Linked DNA regions of Mus musculus: regions 1 and 3 are each linked to region 2. Evidence: chromatin loops called from intact Hi-C (ENCODE). Cell type or tissue: heart. All regions are shown on one strand. Each heading gives the region's core, and the rest is flanking DNA. Links, peaks and the distances in the headings are about the cores only.

The links. Hi-C counts contacts between places; a loop is a spot of excess contacts. Peaks named below come from ENCODE experiments on the same cell type or tissue, not always from the same donor. Only the 100,000 strongest peaks of a DNase experiment are listed, where the experiment ranks them.
Region 1: it touches region 2 in a loop (2.7-fold over the local background); 6 of 42 quality-filtered maps call a loop at or near these places.
Region 3: a loop joins it to region 2, with 7 times the contacts of the local background. A loop is called at or near these places in 3 of 42 quality-filtered maps.

Annotation. Positions count from the first base shown.
Region 1 is chrX:169,880,253-169,888,752 of GRCm38, reverse strand. All of the region lies in intron 1 of Mid1 (midline 1), which reads right to left. Among named protein-coding and RNA genes, the nearest start is that of Mid1, 4.9 kb to the right of the region's middle. In heart, for the core only: a CTCF peak has its summit at 4,714; a DNase peak (open chromatin) is centred at 6,722; H3K4me3 peaks cover 136 bases; H3K27ac peaks cover 203 bases; H3K27me3 peaks cover 447 bases.
Region 2 is chrX:169,976,142-169,984,641 of GRCm38, reverse strand. It overlaps Mid1 (midline 1), which reads right to left. Exons shown (of 10, transcript NM_001290505.1): 4 at 7,613-7,720; 5 at 2,609-2,757; 6 at 559-686. G530011O06Rik (RIKEN cDNA G530011O06 gene) reads left to right here and starts at 5,725. Exons shown (of 2, transcript NR_029457.1): 1 at 5,725-6,356; 2 at 7,852-8,500. In heart, for the core only: no CTCF peak of the experiment used is centred there; DNase peaks (open chromatin) are centred at 2,701, 3,651, 5,321, 6,081 and 3 weaker places.
Region 3 is chrX:169,859,296-169,867,795 of GRCm38, reverse strand. It overlaps a transcript of Mid1 not described here. Among named protein-coding and RNA genes, the nearest start is that of Mid1, 16 kb to the left of the region's middle. In heart, for the core only: a CTCF peak has its summit at 4,725; a DNase peak (open chromatin) is centred at 4,725; H3K27me3 peaks cover 505 bases.

The DNA of each region.
Region 1 (8,500 bases), core at 2,353-7,352, 97 kb after region 2:
GAGATCTGATGCCCTCTTCTGGTATGTCTGAAGACAGCTGCACTGTACTCACATACAGAAATAAATAAATCTCTTTTTTTTAAAGATATGTTTTAAAAAATATATACAAAATTCTATTACTTCTATCTCTCTATTGCTTTATCTGGTGGCTTATCTACCTAATACTAAGTCAGAAAAAGAAAATCTCATTTGTCCACTTTTTTTTCTTCCTACTCAAAAAGATAATCTGGAAAATACATTCCACTGTAGCAGCACTCTAAAATTTGACATGTGATAGGAAACAGAGTCTACTAAGTGTACTGTGGAAATGTGGAAGTGTTGTTGTCTCTATAAATCACCAAATGGATGTGAAATTTCATTTCCACAATTTTAACCAGAACTTTCAGACAGTGCATCACACTGAGAAGTAGTAAAATCTCTTTGTCTTGAATGTCACTCTACTGAATGTAAGCTCAACCTGTACACAGTGAAAAGACTTGGTCTTTAAAAGGATACCCTCTAAGGCAGGCATGGTGGCACACATCTAAAATCCCAGCACTCAGAAGGCAGAGGCAGGTGGATCTCTGTGATTATATGAGGGCAGCCTGGTCTACATAGTATATTTTTGGATAGCCAAGGTCATTTAGAGAGACTTTGACCCCAGTCCCATCCCCCTCCAATAAGGAAAGAAACAAAAGAAAGAAAAAGAAGGGAAAGGAAGGAAGGAAGGAAGGAAGGAAGGAAAAGGGAGAGGGAGAGGGAGAGGGAGAGGGAGAGGGAGGGGAGGGGAGGGGAGGGGAGGGGAGGGGAGGGGAGGGGAGGGGAGGGGAGGGGAGAGGAGAGGAGAGGAGAGGAGAGGAGAGGAGAGGAGAGGAGAGGAGAGGAGAGGAGAGGGAGAGGAGAGGAAGAAAGGAATGTGGAAATATTCCTTTTGTTGCTAAATAAATATGACTTGATATTTACCTGGCAAAATAAACTAACTATACATTTGGCTATGATCTAAAACTTCAAGTTAGCCTCAGTGAGAACAAGCTTTACAGATCCTATCTTGCAATTTAGGCTTTGATCAGTTAGGGGCAATTCCCACACCAGAATTATTTCTACCATCAAGATAAGCTGCTTGGTATGTTCTGTGTTGGGTCTTTGGCAGAATATAACTGAATGGTTAAGCAACCACAAAATACTTTAAGTTTTTTTGATACTCATCAATTACTCTTTACCATACCACTGACCACTCAAACATTCTTTCTTCTTCAGGGCCACTCTGATCTTTATATTTCCCATCTTTCTACTAAGGTTTACCTCTCATGTTTCCATAAAACACTTAATAACTCTCTCTGTGTTTCAACACCTGTATTTGGATCTGAGAATTCAAGGATACCTTAGATGTGATTCTTGCTCTAAAGTAACTCAATTTCAAGATAGCCAGAGCTATAATTAACTGGAAATAGACTATCCCAAATATGAATGTATATAAGGGCCACAGCCATTTCCTCCTGTTTATTTTAATCCAAATAGCATACAAAGAAAGTCCTCATAAACAACCCGAACACACACATAGCATCATTGTTTCTTTGTTACTCCTCTGTGGTTCTCTGGCTGTCATGCATAAAGGCTCTTCTGAATCCACAAGTTCAGAGAGGATGCTGAGAAAGGTCTAGTGAATAGATCTGAAATATAAGGCAAGCATGCTAGCAAATCCTGTCTGTCAAGACATGACCTGGCCCCTAAATATTGTCTCCTGACAGGGAAGTCATGTGTTTTGTAGCTCTGGGCTCCACTGTTTGAAATTCTTCACTGTTTGAATTTCCCCAATTAAAGATTCATTCTAAGGATTAAAAGGCTATGACAGTTTTATCTTATCTATATGAATTCTCTCCCAACCTGCCCTGAAGACCACTGTCCTAAAGAAATAGAGATGTGGTATGTGTACAGGGAAGGGGAGGCAAGAAAAGGATAACAGATAGGCAAATATGGATTCACTGCATGTTAAATTAGGTCAGGTGGGGAGATACCTTGGAGGGACCAGAATATCAGAAGTGAGAGAGAAAGGAAAAAAAAACTAGTGTAAACTTTTTCTATTTCAAATATTGCTAAAACTGTTCTGGTATCAACAAGTATGGTAATTGTTTTGTATTTCCATCCTTTATAGAATAGTAGCATGTTCGTAAAACTCGGAACTTGATCTCAAATTAATCAGATTGAATAGCTTTCAAAATAATGAGTAGTGTGTGTGTGTGTGTGTGTGTGTTCATGAGCATGGAGTATGCACATGATATTCCTCAGGAATACTATCCAGCTGCCTTTTAAAATAATGTTTTTATTTATCCTTTGATATATATATATGCATATATGTATATATATGTATACACACACATATATATATAATAAAATTTTAAGCATACCCATATTCTTATTTCCCCTTCAACTTCCTCAAGACCCCACCCAAAAAGGTCCCTTCCCAACTTCATGTCCTTTGTAAAATAAAATTAATCTTGATGTGTTCTTTTAGTGCTACCCATGTGCACCTGGATCAGGGGCTACGCACTAGAAAATAAGCTCTCCCAGTGGCCATACTCTAAAGAAAATTAACTCCCTGCTACAGTAGCCATCAATATACAAATAGAGCACCTTCATATACATGTTACAATATTTACTGTCATCTTCTTCCTTTGAGACTGTCTTTTATTGGCTTGCAGTTCACTAATTCTGCTAGGCTGATATGCCAGTGTTCCATACTGACTCCTAGTTTCCTCCTTCTTATTGCAGGGAACACAATGCACTACTATTCCTAGCATTTTGATGTGGTTCTTGGGTATCAAGCTCCTTTGCTCAGGTTTGCAAAGCAAACATTTTTCTGGCTGAGCCATGCCCACAAACCCTTCAAAGATAGTGTTTCAAAATGTCCGTGGCACAGATCGTGGTGGTACATGCCTTTAATCCCAGTACACGGGAGGCAGAGGCAGGTGGATTTCTGAGTTCGAGGCCAGACTGGTCCACAGAGTGAGTTCCAGGACAGCCAGGGCTACACAGAGAAACCCTGTTTCGGAAAAACTAAAAAAAATAATAAAAAAATGTCCATGGCCTAAAAAAATGTCCATGGCATCATTTCTCACTTGAAAAATTTCTAGTTTCAAACAAGAAACTTGAAGAACACACTTATATAGGAGTCAAAGGTTTGGTGAGTCTAGATAATATTTGTATAATTGTATATCTCAAAGGGTTAGAAAAAAGGATTTTAAAATGTTTTTGCCATAAAGAGTTGGTAATTTGAAGAGACAGATACCTTTAACTTAATTATACAGGATATGGATGCACTGAAATATCACATGGATCTCATTAGTATGTACAATTTTTATATTTCATGCATCAGTTAAAGATCAAAAAACATGATACATATGAAATGTCAGTGAAACCCATTATGTTGTGTGCTTACTAAAAAAAAATCAACTACAAATAAAAGTACAGTACAAAGCATACACTCTCATATGCTAAAAATAAACTTAAAGTAAATAAAAATATATTGGAATACTCAATAAAATGGAACATGAAGCATTTATAGAGTTGGGACTCTGTATTAGGTATTTTCTCTGATAAATTGATTTTAGCAAAGAAATCATGAGTGTCTACAAGTGAACATGGAAATAAAATGTCACAAATACAGATTATTTCTCAGCTCCATTAAGTTCAGTAAATTTTAGGCAATCATTAGTTTTTAAAGGGATTTTCATCATTACAAATAAATATAGGGAAGAACAAGCAAACAGCCATTCTTCTCATGTAATAATCTATATTATACTACTGGTATCAAACCTATATACTAGATTGGAAGTACTTTGAAGTCAAGGATTCTATCAAACTATGTTGAGAACCCAAAAGACATCTGAAATACAAAAATCACTCACTGTGTAGTTTCTTCTAAATGAACTAAGTAGATTAATTCTGGAAGTGCTCAGTAAATTTTGAATGATAAGAGATGGGAAGCCTTGGTATTTTATTTATCATACATAGCTGACTGAATATGGAATGTTTAACAGTCACTTACATGCTACAATCAGGACCACTTACTGCTTTTGCCTTTTTAACTCAGAACCTGTTTTTTTTTTTTTTTAATATAGTTTTGTTTTGTTTTTGCACAAAGGAGATAAACTTTTACGGTTTTAGTTTTTGATTATTTTCTTTTTAGTAAAGTTCCCTCTTTTTTGTGTGTCTGGGTACCACAACTTTTTACTTCCTTAACACCACTTACTGGAGGACTTTAAAGATCTTAATGTTATGTCAAAGAATATCTTCATCTAAGGGAAAAAGAAATCTTTAACTCTGATGAGCATCTAACAGCGTGTCCTCTAGTTAAACGAAATGTCTACATCATGCCAGTTAACAAGAGTCAGTAAAGAACCTAAAACAAAACCGGTCAGATGAGTTTGGTTTCAGATGAAAGGGGCTGATAATAAACCAAAACTCTTCCTCAGAAACTTCCCCACATCCACACAGATTAGGCTCCAGTTTGACCTGACTCTATCACTCTTGCTTTAATCAAAGTGTATTTGATATCCTCTTCCTTGAGCGAACTAGTTTTCATAGTAGATTCGGTCACAAGGTTAAAGAATTGGTAACTAATCACTCTTATAAGCAGAGTAATCTCTCTGGTCCTGCTTGGGTATGCCTGCAGTGGTGTCCAAGGCCTAGGTGTTCGTCAAGGAAACTTCAAATCTGACCCCTGCAGGTAGATAAGTGAAATACACACTTCCAGCCAGATCCTGGCATTTCTTTTAGAGTCTGGAATTCTAAAACTGACAACACTCAGACTAAGCACAGCAGAGATACTGACAACATTTACATATTTTAGCCGTCTCTTTCATCTTACAATTTTCTCTGGGAGCGTAGCAAACAGTTGATTAAGAAGAATTTAACTTACTTTTAACAAATATTCTGACGTGGTTAGTCATATTTTTTTTCTTATCTATTGAACTCTAACTGACTTGGAACAACTGGGATACTCAAATCATGTGGACAAAAAATATCCTGATTTGGCCCATCTTTTCTTAATCAAACAAATTACTCTCTGACCAAATACTTCCCCACCCCCCTCAACAATGTAAGCCTAGGTTTCCATAACTACCTTGGATGTCTATTTACCACACAAGGGATCAAAGCCAGGAGGCATCCACAGGCACAGCTCGCCTTCAAACTTTGCAGGAATGTCTGCGGATAGCATACAACTACCAATTAACAGATTTGTTTGAAGCCTATGCGGTCCACAGCCAGACAAACTCAGAACATGAGTCACGCTGAACACTAAGGAAAAACCAACTCAAAAATTACTTTGAAACAACCAACAAATATCTTTTCGTTGACAAGTCCTACAATGGTAACATTTCCTGAAAGATAGGCAGTAGAAAAACAAATAAAATCTTAACATACGCTGAAGACATCAAACTCTCTAAAAGCGTATACAAAAACTTAAAACATCTGTTAAAGGGGACCCATTTCTCAGATACACATTTAAAATTCCAGTTATAGCATCTTCCTATTAAGTGTCATAAAACTGCCTGATCTTAATGTTGGGACAAAGGAAATCAGAAAGGTCTTGTCCTTTAAACTTCTCAAGGCTTTCATTTCTAAAGAAATGAAGCTACACAGCATACTCGAGACATTGTATGCTAGTAACAGAACAAGAGGAAAGGAACATTGATGGAGAGGTTTTGGTTTTATTTTACAGGTAGTCTTTCTGGGTGGGTGAATTCCAGACTAGGAGACCAGCCTCTAACTTGCTGTTCTCATTATTTTTAATCTTTTCTTTTTTTTCTTTTTTCTTTTGTCTTTGCCTTCACTTCACCATTTGTTCGATGAGGATCAAGCTGCCCTTCATTCTCTCCATGGAGGTGTGGTTGAGAATAAATAGATGATATTTGTAAAGGACTTTCTAATCCTCTGAGGAAAGATTACTGCCAGGACTTTCATTAGTAAGCCAGATGTCCTTGGGCATTTTAACTCCAATCTAAAGAATGCAAAATGGGCTGACCAAACTCAATCACAGCTTCCTTGCATCAGCAGCATCGTAGCCTCACAAAAAACAAAATAGCAGCTGGGAGACCAAGAGACTAAAAGAAAAGTCATCTCAGCTGCTTAGTATATTTCTCTAAAGTTATTGGGATTCTAAAATCCCAAAATATGCCTGGTAGGGAATTTCATCTGGAGATTCTATTTTTTTCCAACTTGAGAATGAAATATTTGTTCTTAGTCTGTGGTGGGACAATTAATGTGACTTGCTATTTAGGGAGGATATTTGCAGTTGTGGGAATGTCATAAGCAAACCTGTTGTTTTTGGCTGGACTTCTATAACAGGTGGCCATGCCTTTCCTTTTGCCTGGGAACGCAGCAAATTCCTTCTCAAAGAAGAATCTGAAAAGTTTTCCATTTTTTTTTTTTGATCAAAGTGCCAAGAGAGGTTGGCACACTTTAAAATGACTTCCTGATGAACTTGTCAGGTTTATGTTTGTTTGCTTGCTTGTTTCATTTACCTTATAAGAATTTTGACCTGCACTGTTTGTGTGCTGACAATCTGGTAAGAGCCCAAACTTTCTGAGTCTTACACACAAACATGTAGCCTTCTAATTGTGTTGGCGAGTTTTGGGCTATGGAGAATTTCTAACTAGTTAGTGGTAGGGATCTGTCCTGGCTTGCCACCCCACTGTTCGGCATTTGCACAGCCCTAGGGACGGATCACTTACCAGCAAGAGGATTGTGTTTCATTGCTGAGCTGATGACACATGGGTTGGTTTGATAGCTAACCCTGCAAATACAGCCAGGGGCTGCTGGGCCTAAGATGACAAATTGGTTGGTGGATGTTATTCCTCTGCCTGAATGAAGTGGTAAGGTCTCTTCCCCTCCCCCAACAAGAGAAACAAGAACAAATCTGGGACTCGCCCATGCAGTAATGCTACCATCTCATGCCTGGTTTCTTGTATGAACAATGATCGCTACTCTTGCATCTCCTCCCCCAGTCCCTCCCTCTTTTCAACTACCCAATAGGCGAAAGAACAATGTTATATATGTATCCAGAGATGTGGGATGAAAAGATGGTCATTCATTAAATAACTAAGGAGTTACTACATGCCTACTTGTACAGTTAAAACTTCAACACTGGGCTGTTTGCCAACTTCATACAAATGCCACAGTTCCACATGGGAAAAATCATCCCAAGCTCTGGACAAGCCTGCCTGAGGCATCAGACAGAGGGAGTGTCACCCCATTCCAGAGGAACTGTGTGGGCACAAAGATTCTAAAAATTGAGTTCACACATCACCGAGGACAAGACAGGTGGCTTCACACAGCATCAAATAACTTCTTTGTTCCGGCTTAGGACCTTTGTGAAAAATAGTATTGTGTACCTATTCTCTTTCTTGCTCCTATCCAGCAAGCCTCCTTGCCCCTTTTGTCTATCTCATGTGCTTGCTAGAAATTCAAAGAATGAGGCTGCTCTATAAGATCGCAAAACTTCGAGAAAGCCAGCCTCTGCACCACTCTCCAGCTAGGCAGATGCAATTTGCTGAAAGCACACACACAGTCTTTCATGTGCTTTTTTCTGTACTCCTGCAATTTCCCAAGCTCGTCCAGAAGAGCAAGTTAGCGAATAAGAAATGTGAGGGCCTTTGCTCCTGACCTTTCATGCAGGGCCTCTGCTTTACCTCTGCGGCAGTGAAACGGAAAGTCGTAAACCCCTTGGCCCAACCACTCATGGGAAGGTTTACTTTCGCCTAAAGTGAACACTTTGGGGTGGGGCACACCCAACTCAACTGGAAGAAAAAAGAGAAGAGGTTTTCCGGTGACAAAACAGATGCTCAGTTTCCCACCCGGAGTTACTCCGCTCTGGCAAGAGTAACTAGCATTCCTCCCCGGGAGTCTCTGTCCTTCCCAGTCACTGAAAGGCTTTTACTTTTGTCTTTCCCTTGTGAGTATCGATCTCGGCAATAAAACATTGACGTAAGATTTTTTTTTCCAACTGTGATAGAGTTGTAAATTACACCCTCTTCTAGGCTTTGTAATCCAGTCTTTCCTTTTCTCTTTTTCCTCAACGGCAAAGCTATAAACCTCATAAACTTCTACCTAAGTTGATAAGGAATTGTATCCCTATGCCCTAGAGCGACGGAAGAAGCTGCTGGCTTGGAATTCTTCACAGAGACACACTCAAGACCGGTCTCCCTTCAGTACTTCCGGGACTGTGTTCTTACGTCCAGCAGCAACACAAAATACAACTCCTAAAGTGCTAGAACGGTTTTTAAAAAAGTCTGTAACACCCCCCTCCCCCCTCCCCGCGCCTGCCTCCGCTGGAAGTGCAGCTTGTTCCATCCAGACTGCTTTCGCCTTCTCAGCCTCGGACACACAGTAAAGTGCTCAAAACGTGAAAGCAAAATAAGATAAGAGTCCCAGCGTGCTTCTTTGTCAGACTGTGCAGTTGTCTTTATTCTAACCTGAAGCATAATAGGGTAGAGGCTAAAAGCTTGAGATGAATCCAGCA
Region 2 (8,500 bases), core at 1,400-6,399:
TAGGGGGTGGGGGGTGGAAATCTTACTAATCAAGGACTATAGGATCGACATTTTAGGTATTGTCGGACAGACTTCTGCTCTCGCACCTACTTAACCCTGCCATTAGAGCGGATGTAGATGATTTGTACTTAAAGAGTACGACCAGACTCTCATAAAATCTTATTTACAAAACAGCCACAGGGCCTGATTTGGCTTGAAACCCACTATGCCAATCTCTCGTCCACATGCCACCAGCTATTTTAAAAAATATCACGGTGATCTGCTAACAAATCAACAAGTCATTTAAATTCTTCCTTTATCTTTATTTTCTTGTCCCTGTTTCTACTTGGTCTGTGTTATTCAGGTTAGAATACAGCGTGGACATTCATCTTTATAGGACTATCAGATAGCATTTCAAAGACTGAAGCACGTGTATGGGTTTTAGAAGATAAGTGACTCAATGGTAAAGTGAATACACACTGTACTAGAGAGAACATAAAATTTTAGAAGATAATTGACTCAATGGTAAAGTGAATAGACACTGTACTAGAAAGAACATAAAAGAGAGTAAGATGATACCTGTTAGGTAATCCAGACATTCTAGCAGTTTCTTCTCCCGGGAAAAATCCAAGGCAAAAGTGTCAAACGTGTCATTGAGGTTGATTTCGGGAATTAGGACCTGGGAGGATGCAGTTGCCATGGAGACTCTGTAATTTAAACAAGACACTGTTTTAAGAAATGTCAAGGTGCCTTTTATCACCACTGTGAAGGAGTGAGAACCAAACCAAAGGAAAAGAAATATCAGGGTTTTAAAAAGTACCCCCTCTGAAAAGGCGTCACGTGCGAACGCAAACAACCTCACAGAGAAAGCAGAGGAATTGGGAGAGGTAACCCGGTGCCACCCCCCCCCCCTTCTTTAAAATATCCGAAAAAGTCCCCACGGAAGCAGAAGAATCTTCATATTTCGTGCTGCTGTGTATTTGACAGCCCGGCCCGGTCACATCGAACCCCGGCCAGAAGCGCACAGCTTCAGGCATCTCTTCACACATCTGTCTGGGAAACTGTCTGTTCCTTTCAGACTCGCCCCTGCCCCACTTCCAAGGGGAGTCTCCAGAATTTCAAACTGCATCAAAGGCAGAGTGAAGATGAAAAAAGAATGTCTCCAGATCTTGGATTAGTTTAATCAATTACTAGCCTCTCTCTAAAATAAACATGAAAAGGGGGGGAGGGGTTGTCTGGCTCTTTCTCGTTGTCCCGCTATTCGCCTTTTTTCCCCCTACCGTCTTCCCAACAGATGCCACGGAAAATATTCCTGAGCTTTCTCAGAAATTCCCCAGTCGGCACACAATCTCGTCCCTACGCTCAGATTTTCTGGTGAGTGCTCCCTTGTATAAAGCGTAAAGCAAGGTATGTGTGTCTGTCTCCTGTGTGCTCTTGAGTTCATTTGGAAAGTGACTGACAGCAGAACAATCTAGCGGGTGCTAAAATGCAAGTAATTCTGTTTACACAAAGAAAACCATGTCTTGAATAATGCTACTACTGAGCATAGAGAATGATCTAGACTTATCTTGATGTGTTTTATGGTTTTGTTGAGTTCCATAAACATTAGGACACTGGTTTTGTTTCGTTTCGTTTCGTTTCGTTCTTGTTCGTCTGGTGGAACTCGAAAGGCCTTAGCTATAATTGCAATCACGTATTTTCTTATAAAGATCACTGATGCCCAGTTGCATAAGATCTCCACACTAGCTGGCGATACTGAGGAAGATTTCAGGTGCCTGCTCTCACATTTCATGCGAAAAGCTGGGTACGATCAAGTTATCCTGAGCAGTATAGACACTCTTGTGTCTTTTAATAGCTCTTAAAACTTTGGATATTCACGAGGACCCTAGATCTTGGCTGGGAGTCTATCCATACAATAGAAATAGTACACAGCAACAAAAAAGGAATGGAGCAGAGGCACATGCCAAAATACGGACGAACCATGCCAAAATCACAATGCAAAAAGCCGGACAAAAGGTGTTGGGTCCTATGAGATATTCGGAATAGGTGGAGCATTTAAATTGTATCCTGTCACCAGTTAGTTTTACTTGATGAGAATCTCACAACAGTGATAAAGAATACCTGTGTAAAATAACCCCAATATGGTTTCTCCAGCTGTATCTCTGGCAGAAATTTAACGTTGTTACCTAGGGAACAACATAGATTGTTTAATCTGAAATGCCCTCATCGAATTGATAGCAGGAAGAAAGTCTCAGGCCATTTAAACTAGATAAATGAAGTATTCAAGTAGCAACGGGATTGTAGACAATGTAACATCACCTCCTGACTCGATCACCAGGAGTAATTGAAGAGCATCATTGTGATGCTTTTCCTTGACTAACTGTGACATTCAAATGAATTAAATTCACAGGACTTATCATAGCTAAGGCTGAAGGCTGTCATGGAAAGGGTTTTATCATGTCGAAGGAAAGCGTTCTTAGCTGGAGCAAACCAGCCAAAGCTTCCATTCTCTCTGGCACTCGACCTCTAACAGAAAACAAGTCAGTCGGAGAGCAAGGCCGACCAGTCAGTCCCACGCAGATATGAGCCACCATCAGCCTGACAGCTTCCCAGCTGTCCCTGCACCCACCTCTCAGTGATATTCTTTGCTGTCTGTAGAAAACGGGCGTGGTCATTTTCCTTCAGCGAGTGCTCCGCTTGCGAGATGAGCGATGCAGACCTCTCAAGGCACTGTTTACAGTTTGCAATCTGCTGAGCTAACTTGCGGAGCCTGATCACCTGGAACGAGAGAAGCACGGCGGGCGAGGTCACACGTTAAGGATCGATCGCTTGGGAGGTGGCTCAGGGCTGAACCCTTCAGAGGCGTGAGGTCTGTTCTGTCTAAGCAGAGAGAGGTTGAAATCCGGAAGGCAAATTTTTGGAACTCGAACTTTCAGTCTTTGGAGAAGCCTTAGTCACCTGTTTGATGAGGAGACACTAATTCGTGTCAGTGTGACACTAACTCACACTAGCATCGCTCATTACTTCTCTGTTGAAGGGGGGAAAGGTGTCCGCTGGCAAGTGACAAACGGTCACCGAATCTCTTCCTTCTGCCATCCTACCTAATGACTTCAGGACCTTAGAGAACCCTGGAACTCTCTCCATCTCAGGTTTTCAATATGCCTTTAAGAAAATAAAACATGTCTGTAGGTGTGAATTCGAGGCTTAAGTTAAAAACAGTGAAAAAAAAATCCTACAAAGTTCTTTGTAATCCACGTAATAAAGTTGTGACATGAAAGCATTAGGTATTCCTATTTTCCATACTGCCTAAAACCTGTGTATGAAATTAACAGAGAGGGAGCATTTTCCCATTGATTGATATTTTTCTTATTGAACTGATGAGAGAAAGCCAAAAAAAGCACAGCTGGGCCATTTCCTCTCACTGTAAACGTCATTTCCAGTCACTCTGTGCTCACTTGATGAGTTGACTATTTTGATAAGCATTTCCCATTTGGGATAAAACACACACTTGTTTCACAATCTCCATTCTAGTTCCCGATTCTGTCTTGCTTGAAAAAAAACCAAAAAAAAAAAACAAACCTTGACCGTATTGACTGTAATCGTCCACGACCTCTCTCTCCGGCAGGTCAAGAGAAGTCCAGGGGAAGCCGCTTGACCGCGGCTCTGGTGTCTGAAATGTGCCATAAGCTGAAGCCCTCCAGCCAGGAGCCAAGTTAGAATTAAAATTCCAAGTAATTGGAATCACCTCGTGCCTACCGGCCCCACCTACATGCAAGGGGACAGGTTTTGGCTGGTTTTCTGATAATTCCGGAATGGAAAATAGCCTTGGGTGAGAGGGTAGGGAGGATGCCTGGTTAATCTGTCTTACAGACAAGGCAGGCTCAAGCTCCCTCCAGAATTCCTGCTAACTTCAAGAGATTTTTGCTTTCTCCAAGTCATGACTATTATCCCAGGACAACTTTAATCTTGGAGAAAAAAAAAGGAAGGAAGGAAGGAAGGAAGGAAGGAAGGAAGGAAGGAAGGAAGGAGATGTCAGATCTGTAGAACCCTAGGGAATGTCCAATTCCAAATGTGTACTAAGCAAACGAAGGAAATGACAGCCGAATCGAGAGGTGCTGAGCCCAAGATTTCAGACAAGGCTGAAAAGAGTCCATGAAAATGACGAGTCAGAATGAAATGTCCAGACTTGGCAGCTAAGAATATGTGATCTTGGCAGCATGGTTAAAAACACATCGTTCATTCTAAAGGTAGGTCTTGTCCCTATCAGGAGAAGTGTGTACCCGAGTCGAACAAAATAACACCATTTCACACCAGATAGAACAGAGCCTCTGGCAACATTATCTAGAGAGTCGAGGCAGCCCTCTAGCCTAACTCAGGGTGTTAGAACACATCTATTAGGAACTGTCAGAGGAAGGGAGAATTCCAGAAGGATAAGTTAATAGTCTCAACCATAAACCAGATGAGTGGAATATTTAATTACATAACATCAAGAAGATTTAAATGGTACGGCCAAGTTGAAGGCAGATGATAAAATTCTCACCAAACGAGATGAGGTCAGACTACTCTTCTGGCTTCATTTCATGTCACTCTCTTAGCCTTTGAATAGGCACAGCAGAGACCACACGTCTCAAAGATGACGGCTCTTCAATGTCATATTTTTCAGGTTTTTCCTCTGAGGCTATTTGGAGATTAACGGTGATGTTTAAGGACAAGAAGAATAACCGAAACAGGAGATATTGATGTAAAAGAAATTGAGAGCATACTGTGAAACTGCCACGATCTTCTCGAGTGGACTTCCATGTAGAGCGTACTTTTCATTACAGGTCAGTTGACAGTTGCCTCGGAGATTCACAAACACTGTGTGCGATAGAATCAGCTGGGGATCTTTCCCAGGAAAACTCTAGATGTCTGGGCACATCCTCTGGCATTCTAGTTAAGGAGCTGCCATTGGCAGAGCCACAGTAATTTGCATTTGAACGAGCAACGCACGTTTTTAAGTCTCCGGGTGATGAATGACTAGTATGGTCGGGACCAGCATTTCAAATATCAATCTCGCTTTAATCTTTAAGTCCATGGACATCTGTCATGCTTGAATGTCACTCAGACCCTTTTGTCCCTTCTTACCTCGATGGAACTCCCCAGGCAGAGGCCAAAACTCAGTCCCCACGGAAGCAGAAGAATATTCATATCTCGTGAAGCACATCAATGATAATAAAAGATAATAAAAGATAATAAGAGAAAAACGAACGTGCACGTAGATGCTTTGAAAAGGAATCAACGCTCACGGAAACCAAAAACAAGTGTCCTTTGAAAAAAGGAAAATCGAACGGTCACGACCGCCGCATTCTCCTCTGTCACCACCGGGTGGCGACAGAGAGCACGCCGGGAAAAAACTTCCTCCAAGGGGTCGGATTGCCCAATTTCTTCTGTAGCTGTTTTCTGTCACATAATTGTCTACGAGTTTACCTCCAAAACTTATTGATTGCATTCCCGTCTGTGTATTTCTTCTTTGAGTCCTTTTTTGTCTGTGATTTCTTTATCTCTAAACTGTTTCTTTTCAGGTCTGTGTCCTCTTCTGCAAAACGAATCTTACCGGAAATTAGATAATGCTGCTGATTTTGCTGGCTGTGCTTTTAGAAACTCAAGATTTCTTGGCTTGCTTCGGAAATGAGCTCAGCACCTCAGTTTTAAAGAAAAGAATCTGAAAATAGCTTCTTGTTCTCCTTGGTGTGCTCCAATGGTTTTACTTCTGCTTTCCCCTAACCCGGCTCCTGGGCTCAGCGCTCTGCAATCCAATCTCACTGTGGACTCCTGTCTCATCTCTGTGCCTCTGAGGCACCTGTCTGGTGTGATAATAGAATGAGTGGAGTACGGGTCCTCTTAACGACTGACTTGTTCCAGAACCTCAGAACTGAAGTTTGCCAAAAGCTATGATGCCAGGCAGACATCGGCAATACTCTTTTCCCGTCCCTCGTAATGAATAAGAAGCCTTCTGCAGTCTGTGGCGCTGAGGCACAGGCCTGGTTTCTGCCTTCCATCCGATCCAAAGCAATTCCAGATTCTTCCAGGATGTTTTTTAGGCACAGGCATCGGAACTGCAGGCATGCCCGTATCTCTTCAACCATGCCTGTGCTTCCAGCCACAGTTGTGGCATTGCACTTTCATGCCATTCCTGCTTCACCGAAATGCTGCTCTCATTTCACTCTTCACCGTTGGAGTCCATGTCTATTAATGGTGTATGTCTGCAGCGGAGTGAGTGCTACAAAAGATGGACTCTACCTATAATCATGGCCCAAACTGGAATACCTTTTATTACTATCCTCTAGCTCCTGAAAGGAAACCCCAGGCCGTGAAATTCAAGCTGCAGCTGAGTAAGGGTAAGTAAGTACGGTTGCTGCAGAGGTATGAAAAAGTGCCACTGCAATCTGAAGATGGACTCTTAGCGAAGTCCACATCGGCACCTTGGGAATCTTTCAGTATGCTACCTTCCATACCAAAGGAACTTTGTAGATGTCTAGGTTAAGAATCTTAAGGGGTTGGGGTGGTCCAGGATCGTCTGGGTAATCTCTACATAATTCCTAAGGTCTTTATGACAGAGAGACAGGACGGTTCATGTCAGTGAAGTAGATAGCAGGATGAAGACAGAAGGCAGAGTGCTAATGACTTAGTTGTGAGCCAAGGACCATGGATGACCTCCAGAAACTTGACAAGACAAGCATAGCTTACTAACATTGCCTTTAACCTATGTAGCCTTTAGTACAGTGAGACTGCTCTCAGACATCAGAACAGTAAGATAATCAATAAGAAGGTTCTAAGCTACAAAGTTTTGGTAATGTGTAATAGTACGATAGAAACCATCATAAGAAGAATACGTAACCAATTAAACAGGAGAACAGAGGCTTTTTAAAAAAATTTTTTGAGCTACATTGCATAGATTAACAAATATACCAAATGTAAATTTCTTACACTTCCAGATTACTAGACCGTTAAATTCGAGAATTTATCACCACAAAAATAAGTGTTTGAGGTGATGAATATGTTACTTAGCTTGATTTAATTATTATACATTCTATTCATGAACCACAGAATCATGTCGTATCCACCAACATGTACACGTATAACTTGTCAATTTAACATTAAAACGATAAATTTTCTAAAGAAATTTATGTGGGCATGTAGAGTATTGATCCTGGCATGCAACCACTTGACAATAGCAGATTATCTTCTTGGAACATAATAGCAACTAACCATGGCAGAAAAACAGGCATCTGAGAAACTAGGAGACGAAAGGAATGAGAGATGAGTCCACATGATGAAAGAAGATGCACTATGCGGAAGTATATTCTCAGTAGATTCTAGGTGGACACTTACTGCCAGAGGCATTGAGCAAACATGGTGCCATGCTATTGGGAATTTTAAGAAATATGAATAATTCTCTTTCGGTTCTTCACTACTCTTTGTCGAGTATTTTACTACAGCAACACAAAATGGACCAAGGCAGGTAGTTAAGAAGGGATTATGACGAATGCAGAGAGTACGATTTGTTTTTAACTTTCAAAGCTGTAGATGTTGGAGAGAAAGTATATATTCTTCAGGTGAGAAATACAGAACCTTTTTATCAAGGAAACCATACCTTGCCTTCTTTAATCTTTGTTCCAATAATTTGTCTTCGTTGCTGAATGATTTCAATGAGAAGATCACATTCTTCTGTCAGTTTGGCTTCTTGACGGGATGCATTGACCTACAGGATGAATAAAATGGCATTCATCTGAATTTGATCTTAGCCATTCTGAGTGGCTGTGAGGTGGAATCTCAGGGTTGTTCTGATTTGCATTTCCCTGATGATTAAGGATGTTGAACATTTTTTTTCAGGTGCTTCTCTGCCATTCGGTATTCCTCAGGTGATAGCCCAAAAACTTAGAATACCCAAGATACAAGATACAATTTGCAAAACACATGAAACTCAAGAAGAACGAAGACCAAAGTGTGGACACTTTGCCCCTTCTCAGAACTGGGAACAAAACACCCATGGAAGGAGTTACAGAGACGGAGTTTGGAGCTGAGATGAAAGGTGGACCATCTAGAGACTGCCTTATCCAGGGATCCATCCCATAATCAGCTTCCAAACGCTGACACCATTGCATACACTAGCAAGATTTTATCGAAAGGACCCAGATATAGCTGACGAAATCCAGGCCCATCCATGTTCCTGAAAATGTGAAGACTCCATTCTTTTTATGGCAGAATACAATTCCCATATGTGGATATACCATATTCTTAAAATCCACTCTTCTGTCAAGGGAACTTTAGGTTGATTCTATATCTTAGCTATTGTAAATAGTATAGCAATAAATATGGCTGAGCAAGTATCTCTATGTTAGGATATGGAGTCCTTTGGGTACATGACCAGGATTTGTATAACTAGTTGTGTGTGTGTGTGTATTTGTATAACTAGTTGTGTGTGTGTGTGTGTGTGTGTACCCTTCAAACTGAGCTTCATTGTGAATACACTACTTTGCAT
Region 3 (8,500 bases), core at 2,240-7,239, 120 kb after region 2:
CAGTAGTTGGATATAAAATTAACACAAACAAATCAATGGCGTTTCTCTACACAAAGGATAAACGGACTGAGAAAGAAATTAGGGAAACAACACCCTTCACAATAGTCACAAATAATATAAAATACCTTGGTGTGACTCTAACTAAGGAAGTGAAAGATCTGTATGATAAGAACTTCAGGGCTGGTGAGATGGCTTAGTGGGTAAGAGCACCTGACTGCTCTTCCAAAGGTTCAAAGTTCAAATCCCAGCAACCACATGGTGGCTCACAATCACCCGTAATGAGATCTGACTCCCTCTTCTGAAGTGTCTGAAGACAGCTATAGTGTACTTACATGTAATAAATAAATAAATAAATAAATGTTAAAAAAAAAAGAACTTCAAGTCTCTGAAGAAAGAAATTGAAGAAGATCTCAGAAGATGGAAAGATCTCCCATGCTCATGGATTGGCAGGATTAATATAGTAAAAATGGCTATCCTGCCGAAAGCAATCTACAGATTCAATGCAATTCCCATCAAAATTCCAACTCAATTCTTCACTGAGTTAGAAAGGGCAATTTGCTCCTCCATTGGGGGCCCTGTGTTCCAGCCAATAGCTAACTGTGAGCATCCACTTCTGTGTTTTCCAGGCCCCAGCATAACCTAACAAAAGACAGCTATATCAGGGTCCTTTCAGCAAAATTTTGCTGGTGTATGCAATGGTGTCAGCGCAATGGAGGAGCTAGAGAAAGTACCCAAGGAGCTAAAGGGATCTGCAACTCTATAGGTGGAACAAAAATATGAACTAACCAGTACCCCCCAGAGCTCATCTCTCTAGCTGCATATGTATCAGAAGATGGCCTAGTCGGCCATCATTGGGAAGAGAGGCCCCTTGGACTTGCAAACTTTATATGCCTCAGTACAGGGGAACCCCAGGGCCAAGAAATGGGAGTGAGTGGATAGGGAAGTGGGGGGGGGTATGGGGGACTTTTTGGATAGCATTTGAAATGTAAATGAAGAAAATACCTAAAAAGGGGGCAATTTGTAAATTCATTTGGAATAATAAAAAACCAAGGATAGCAAAAAACTATTTTCAACAATAAAAGAACCTCTGGTGGAATCACCATGCCTGACATTAAGCTGTACTACAGAGCAATTGTGGTAAAAACTGCATGGTACTGGTACAATGACAAACAGATAGATCAATGGAATAGAATCAAAGACCCAGAAATGAATCCACATACCTATGGTCACTTGATCTTTGACAAGGGAGCTAAAACCATCCAATGGAAAAGCATTTTCAACAAATGGTGCTGGCACAACTGGCGGTTATCATGTAGAAGAATGAGAATTGATCCGTTCTTATCTCCTTCTACAAAGCTCAAGTCTAAGAGGATCAAAGAACTCCACATAAAACCAGAGACTGAAATTTATAGAGGAGAAAGTGGGGAAAAGCCTCGAAGATATGGGCACAGGGGAAAAATTCCTGAACAGAACAGCAATGGCTTGTGCTGTAAGATCAAGAATTGACAAAAGGGGGCCTCATGAAATTGCAAAGCTTCTGTAAGGCAAAAGACACTGTCAATAAGACAAAAAGGCCATCAACAGATTGGGAAAGGATTTTTACCAACCCTAAATCTAATAGGGAAATAATATTAAATATATATAAAGAGCTCAAGAAGCTGGACTCTAGAAATTCATATAACTCCATTAAAAATGGGGTACAGTGCTAAACAAAGTATTCTCAAGTGAGGAATACTGAAGGGCTGAGAAGCACCTGAAAAATGTTCAACATCCTTAATCATCAGGGAAATGCAAATCAAAACAACTTTGAGATTCCACCTCACACCAGTCAGAATAGCTAAGATAAAAAATTCAGGTGACAGCAGATGCTGGCGTGGATGTGGAGAAAGAGGAACACTCCTTCATTGCTGGTGAGATTGCAAGCTTGTACAACCACACTGAAAATCAGTCTGGCAGTTCTTCAGAAAATTGGACATAGTACTACCGGAGGATCCCGCAATACCTCTCCTGGGCATATACCCAGAAGATGCTCCAACCGGTAAGAAGGACACATGCTCCACTATGTTCATAGCAGCCTTATTTATAATAGCCAGAAGCTGGAAAGAACCCAGATGTCCCTCAAAAGAGGAATGGATACAGAAAATGTGGTACATTTACACAATGGAGTACTACTCAGCTATTAAACACAATGAATTTATGAAATTCTTGGGCAAATGGATGTATCTGGAGGATATCATCCTTAGTGAGGTAACCCAATCACAAAAGAAGTCACTTGATATGCACTCACTGATAAGTGGGTATTAGCCCAGAAACTTAGAATACCCAAGATACAATTTGCAAAGCACAAGAAAATCAAGACGAAGGAAGACCAAAGTGTGGATACTTCATTCCTCCTTAGAATAGGGATCAAAATATCCATGAAAGGAGTTACAGAGGCAAAGTTTGGAGCTAAGACGAAAGGATGGACTATCCAGAGACAACCCCACCCGGGGATTCATCCCATAATCCGCCACCAAACGCAGACACTATTGCATAAGCCAGAAAGATTTTGCTGAAAGGACCCTGATATAGCTGTCTCTTGTGAGGCTATGCCAGTGCCTGGCAAATACAGAAGTGGATGCTCACAGTCATCTATAGGATGGAACACAGGGCCCCCAATGGAGGAGCTAGAGAAAGTACCCAAGGAGCTAAAGGGATCTGCAACCCTATAGGTGGAACAACAATATGAACTAACCAGTACCCACAGAGCTCATGTCTCTAGCTGCATATGTAGCAGAAGATGGCCTAGTAGGCCATCATTTGGAAGAGAGGCCCCTTGGTAGTGCAAACTTTATATGCCCCAGTACAGAGGAATGCCAGGGTCAAAAAATAGGAGTGGGTGGGTAGGGGAGTAGGGCAGGAGAATTGTATAGGGAACTTTCGGGATAGCATTTGAATTGTAAATAAAGAAATTATCTAATAAAAAGAAAGGAAAAAATGTGAGGTTTTTAAATATATGTTGAAATTAATAGAAAAATTTCTCCCAGTTCAGTTGAATAATCTATAAGAGATATATATTTGAGTTACCTTATTCAATTTGATGTAGAATTTTGGGAAAAATAAACAAGAAGGGTTTACAATAATGAGATTCCTCAAGTAATATGTAAAGTTTGTTGCAAAATGAAGAAGAGGAGGAGGGGGGAAGGTGGTGGTAGAGGAGGATGGGAGAGGTGGGGGAGGAAGGAAGCAAGAAAGAAAAAGGGGAAAACATTCATTAATGTAGAATTTGCATTGGCTTCCTCTCTCTCTCTCTCTCTCTCTCTCTCTCTCTCTCTCTCTCTCTCTCTCTCTCTCTCTGTCTCTATCTATCTATCTATCTATCTATCTATCTATCTATCTATCTATCTATCTATCTCTATCTCCCTCTCCCTCTCCCTCTCTCTCTGTGTCTTTCTGTGTGTGTGTCTCTGTCTCTCTCTGTCTCTGTGTCTTGCTCTGTCTTTCTGTGTGTGTCTCTTTGTGTCTCTGTCTCTTTGTCTCCCTCTCTCTCTTTTTCTCTCCCTCTCCCTTTCTTGCTCTCTTGCATTTGGAAACAGGGTTTTATGTAGCTGAAATTCACTATCTATTCCAGGATAATTGTGAACTTCTGATCTTCCCCTACATACTTTTCCAGGGCTTTGTTTGCAGGCATGAGCCAACAGACCCAGGTTTATGAAATGCTAGAGACCAAAGCCAGGGTTTCTTACGTGCTAGGCACTAGGCAAATATTGTACAAATGAGTCATATCTCCAGCTCTGGCCTCTATTTCTTGACACAGTGAATTTCCTAACTATGGGACCTTGAAATTTGTAGCATGTGTACCAAAACAATGGACAGTTGTTTTAGATGCTGTCTTACTCAGTGTTCTGTTGTTGTGAAGAGACAAGATGACCACAGCAACTTTAACTGGGGTTTGTTTACAGTTTCAGAGGTCTATTTAATTATCATCATGGTGGGGAATATGGAGGCCAAAAGCAAACATAATGCTGGAGAAGCGGCTGAGAGTTCTGCCAGGCAGCAGGAAGACAGAGCCATATGGAATAATAGTTTTCTTTCTTTCTTTCTTTCTTTCTTTCTTTCTTTCTTTCTTTCTTTCTTTCTTTCTTTCTTTCTTTCTTTCCTTCCTTCCTTCTTTCTTTTTTCTTTCTTTCTTTCTTTCTTTCTTTCTTTCTTTCTTTCTTTCTTTCTTTCTTTCTTTCTTTCTTTCTTTCCTTCCTTCCTTCTTTCTTTTTTCTTTCTTTCTTTCTTTCTTTCTTTCTTTCTTTCTTTTCATTTTATTTAAATTAAAAAAGGACCTTTGGAAGTGTGTGGGGTATTTTGTTTGTTTGTTTTGTTTTTGTTTTTGTTGTTATTGTGGTTGCATTAACACAGAGATGACAATAATGAAAAATTAGCCAGTGCCAGTAGAAAAGTATCCCTCTTTCTACTCCAACTAATTCTCTTTCATTTAAAAGAAGTTGAACAATATTAAGAGCTTAAAAATAGAGAGAAAGGCAAAATACTGATCAATCAGGTTTTTTTTTTCTTTCGGCAGTTCTTCTTTAACTATAATTAATCATCCACTCCAAGCAGCAGACCACCAGGGAACTGTATTGAAGAGGAGAAAGTCAAAGCAAGAGAAGGGAAATCAGTCTTACAAACTTCACCAGTGAAATTTGGACCCAGAGTGAAAAGAGGATGACAGCGTCAGAGCAGCCTCTGGTGGCTGAATGTCAAAAGCTCAAGAAGTCTCATGACCTCCATGCTGCACAGGCATAAGATGTTGCCAAAATGAAAGTTACTACTCATAAGACTTCAGGGAAGCAGCCCAGACTTGCTTTAGTTGGAATGAAAGTGAATTCATCAGTCTCAAGGCCAATTGCAGATGGGCTGGGGATTAGATGCTGAGAAACTGGACCATTCTTGCCATGGGTTCCATTTTCCTTACTCCTCATTGGTGAAATGTACAAAATATATCCAACTCTCCAAATACTTCAAATAGATGGTCAACTAGTAGTGACTGACACCTGGACTTTTCATTTTTAAGTCTTGAGAACTTTTAAGCAATCTAAATACTTTAAGCCCTTGGAAGACTGTGTTCAGAGGTCTGTCCATTAGCAGGACTTGGATGCATTTTTTTGTTGTTACAACTCTCCCAGCTGGAGAACATCTGTTTAGGACAGAGAACCACACATTCCTAACTGATAGTATTTCCATTGAGACATTTTGTCTACCATGTTTAGAATTTTATCATCTCATCTGTGTCAACTGTGGTGTTCAAAAGAGTGCTCTGACCTTCCACTCTGTTTCTGATGGCATGCTTACACATAAGGCTAGACTGCTTACTTCAAAACCAAATATTCTACAGCTTTAGAGAATACTCAGGAGTTTCAGACTGTGGGAAGGTAAGTTTGTAAACATATAAATACGTGTTTTAAAACTGTCTTCAATAGAGTTCAGCTGAATTTAGTTTTGGTAATAAACCATCTTGGGGTTGCCAGAACTGATGGAATTCTTATAGGGCCACGTCATTTGGGTCAACTAGTCTTGGTAGTCTCTTGGTAGGTCAGTGTCGAGTTACTGCTCATTCATAAAGAAAGAAGTATCCTAGTTCAGAGAAATGTTAGTATTTGGGTGACCTGGGCTCCTATTTAATGTCAGGAAAAGAGACAATAATTATTTGGAAGTACAAGGAATCAAGAATAATGTACCAGCAACGCTATACCTCAATCTTGACAAATGGGTTGGTCATAGGAACTGGCAGAACAATGGCATCTGAGAACTTTTGATACTTCCTATTCTGCTTTCTATAAGTCATAGACTTCCTCCTAAATCAAAAAATTCCCTTTTTGAAAAACAGAAAGGGAGCAGGAGGAGGGGGGTGGGATAGGGAGTTTCTAGGGGGAAATTGGGAAAGGGGATAGCATTTGAAATGTAAATAAATAAAATATCCAATAAAAAAAGAAAAACAAAAATGGAAAGAATAATATAGGTGCCTAAAATTCAGGGGCCAGGGAAAAGATAGAGAGGGTTCTCTTGTACAAAAACCTTCTTATTTGTTCTGCACTGGGCACCTATTTGTGCATCTTATTGCTAGCTCATTAAAATGTTTCTGCATAGGGTGACTGACTTATGTAGTCCCAATACTTGGGAAGATGAGGCAAGAACTTTGCCATGAGTTTGAGTTCAGTCTGGGCTACAAAGTGAGGCTCTGTGTCAACTTCCTCCTGAATAAATAGTGCCCTTTAAGTGCACTGAGAAAGGAATGTTGACAAAATGAACCCGTTCCGAAGAAGAATTCCAGAAATGTGATACTTAAATTTCAAGAGACCATCCTTTCTCCTTTTACTTAATCATTTCCCTATTTTTCCTTACATGATGAAAGTGTGGGCAATGGAAGCACCAGTAGCAACATAAAACCCCTGCATAGAGTAGCCTTCAGTATGGCCACAAAGGCCCATTAAATTTGATCCACTCTTTAGCATTCCTCCATTATTACCTCAAGTATTTGTAGAGAAAGAACTGGCTCTGAAGTTTTCATGATCACAGTTACTCAGCCCAACTTCCAAGCATGACACAAACTGTACCCTTTCAAACTGAGAAAGTGAATGAAGCCTAGATTATGAGGGTCCAAGGCAGGCATCAAAAGCCACATTTCATTTAAGCCTCTCCTGGCTTCTTGTCACAGTCATTTCTTTCATTATCAGTCTTGCTTTCTCATGCATTTGCTTCCTGTCATTGCTACTACACAAGCCTGAAACATCTCAAGTTCTGCTCAGACTCTGAGGTACAACAGCACGGCAACTTACTTTCATGATTTGGTAACACAGCAAGAGTATATACCCTTGACTGAGGCAGTACCATGGCCTGAAGTTCCAAAATAACAAGGAATCAATCAGAATCAAAAAGGAATCAATCCATTCTCTCGCTTCCATTCCATCAAGAAACCTTTGTGGTCTGAGATAACCCACTGAACTCCTCACCAAGGCAGTATTTGAACTTTACTCTGATAAACCATTAAACCCTGGTTATTGGCTTTTTTGGTCACCAAATTGAATACTGTCTAAGGACAACATCAAAGACCTTTTCTGCTAGCCAACTGCCACAGTGACCATTACTTGGATTTCAACACATGTCCTTGGGTTCAACTTGAATGCTCTGCCTCATCTATGTATACATGGACTTCTCCATGTCAGGCTTTTCAGGTAGAAATAGGAATCCCATCCTCAGGCAGTCCTGGATTCACAACCCCAAAACATATGGAGTTGATTCTCATGGAGCCATTACTGTCAAGGAATGGGACCTTGTTATCTCTCACAACAGGGAAATTTAGAGACTCATTTTTCTAAGTTCCCCTGAACACTCCCTGAGATGAACCTTAGCTACTGGGGGGTGGGGTAGGGCATGCAACTTGATATTGCTCTTTACCTGCCTTTCCAGTTGTGTTTGATTTAATACTCAAGCCCCAACCATAAGGTTGCTCCTCTGTAAGACCATTTAGCCTGCAAGATTCCTCCAAGAAAGTTTTGCTTTAGGATCTGCTAGGGAGGGTACGTGTGTGTCAAGCTAAGACAAGCTTCTATTCTGTATCAGGCAGTCTCATCCTTTCCTGCTCCAAATTATGATGGTTCTACAATTGTTTTCTGGCAGAGTTCAAATCTGCTCAGTGGTCCTTGTAATAAGAACAAGCTGGGATGGGCTGAGTGGTCAGGATCACAGAAAATTACTTCCAGCTTTTTGACTGACTTCAAGAGGCCAGTGTGTATAAAGGTCTGATATAGTCTCAGGGAATATTTAACTATATAACGCAACATGCTAATAGAAATGGAAAGAAAATTTAACAGAGAGAAGAAATTAAAAAAATGCACAATCTTTCCCCATTTCCGACATTAAGCAAACATTTACAGGGAATGCATTTTAACCCAGTTTCTACTAAAAACAGAAGTTCAGGAGAACATTTTTAGAGAAGTGAATATTTGTCACTTGTTTCATTCTTCTAAGAAAGTTATGGGTGGGAAAAGTATTTTTTTTTTGTCAACTGAATTTGGTAAATAAATGAAGATTTCTTAACAAATGGCAACATCTTCACAAACCTTTATAACAGTGGTTTTCAACCTGTGGGCCATGATCCCATTTGGGTCACATATCAGATATCATGCATATCTCCTAGTTACATTATGATTCATAACCGTAGCAAAACTACAGTTATGAAGTAACAACAAAATAATTTTAAGGTTGGGGGTCACTGCAACCTGAGGAGCTGTATTAAAGGCTTTCATCATTGGGGGGTTAAGAAGTATTGCTCTAAAATAACATATATTGTAATTCTTTGAGAAAACTGTTTGGAAAGTAGCATATAGCTCATTTATTTATTCATAGAGGTTTTTGTTTGGTTGTTTGGTTGTTTGTTTGAGACAAGGTTTCAGGTAACACAGCCTGGTTTCAAACTTTGTCTATAGCTCAGGATGACCTTGAAACGAGTTTCCTGGCTTCAGAGTGCCAA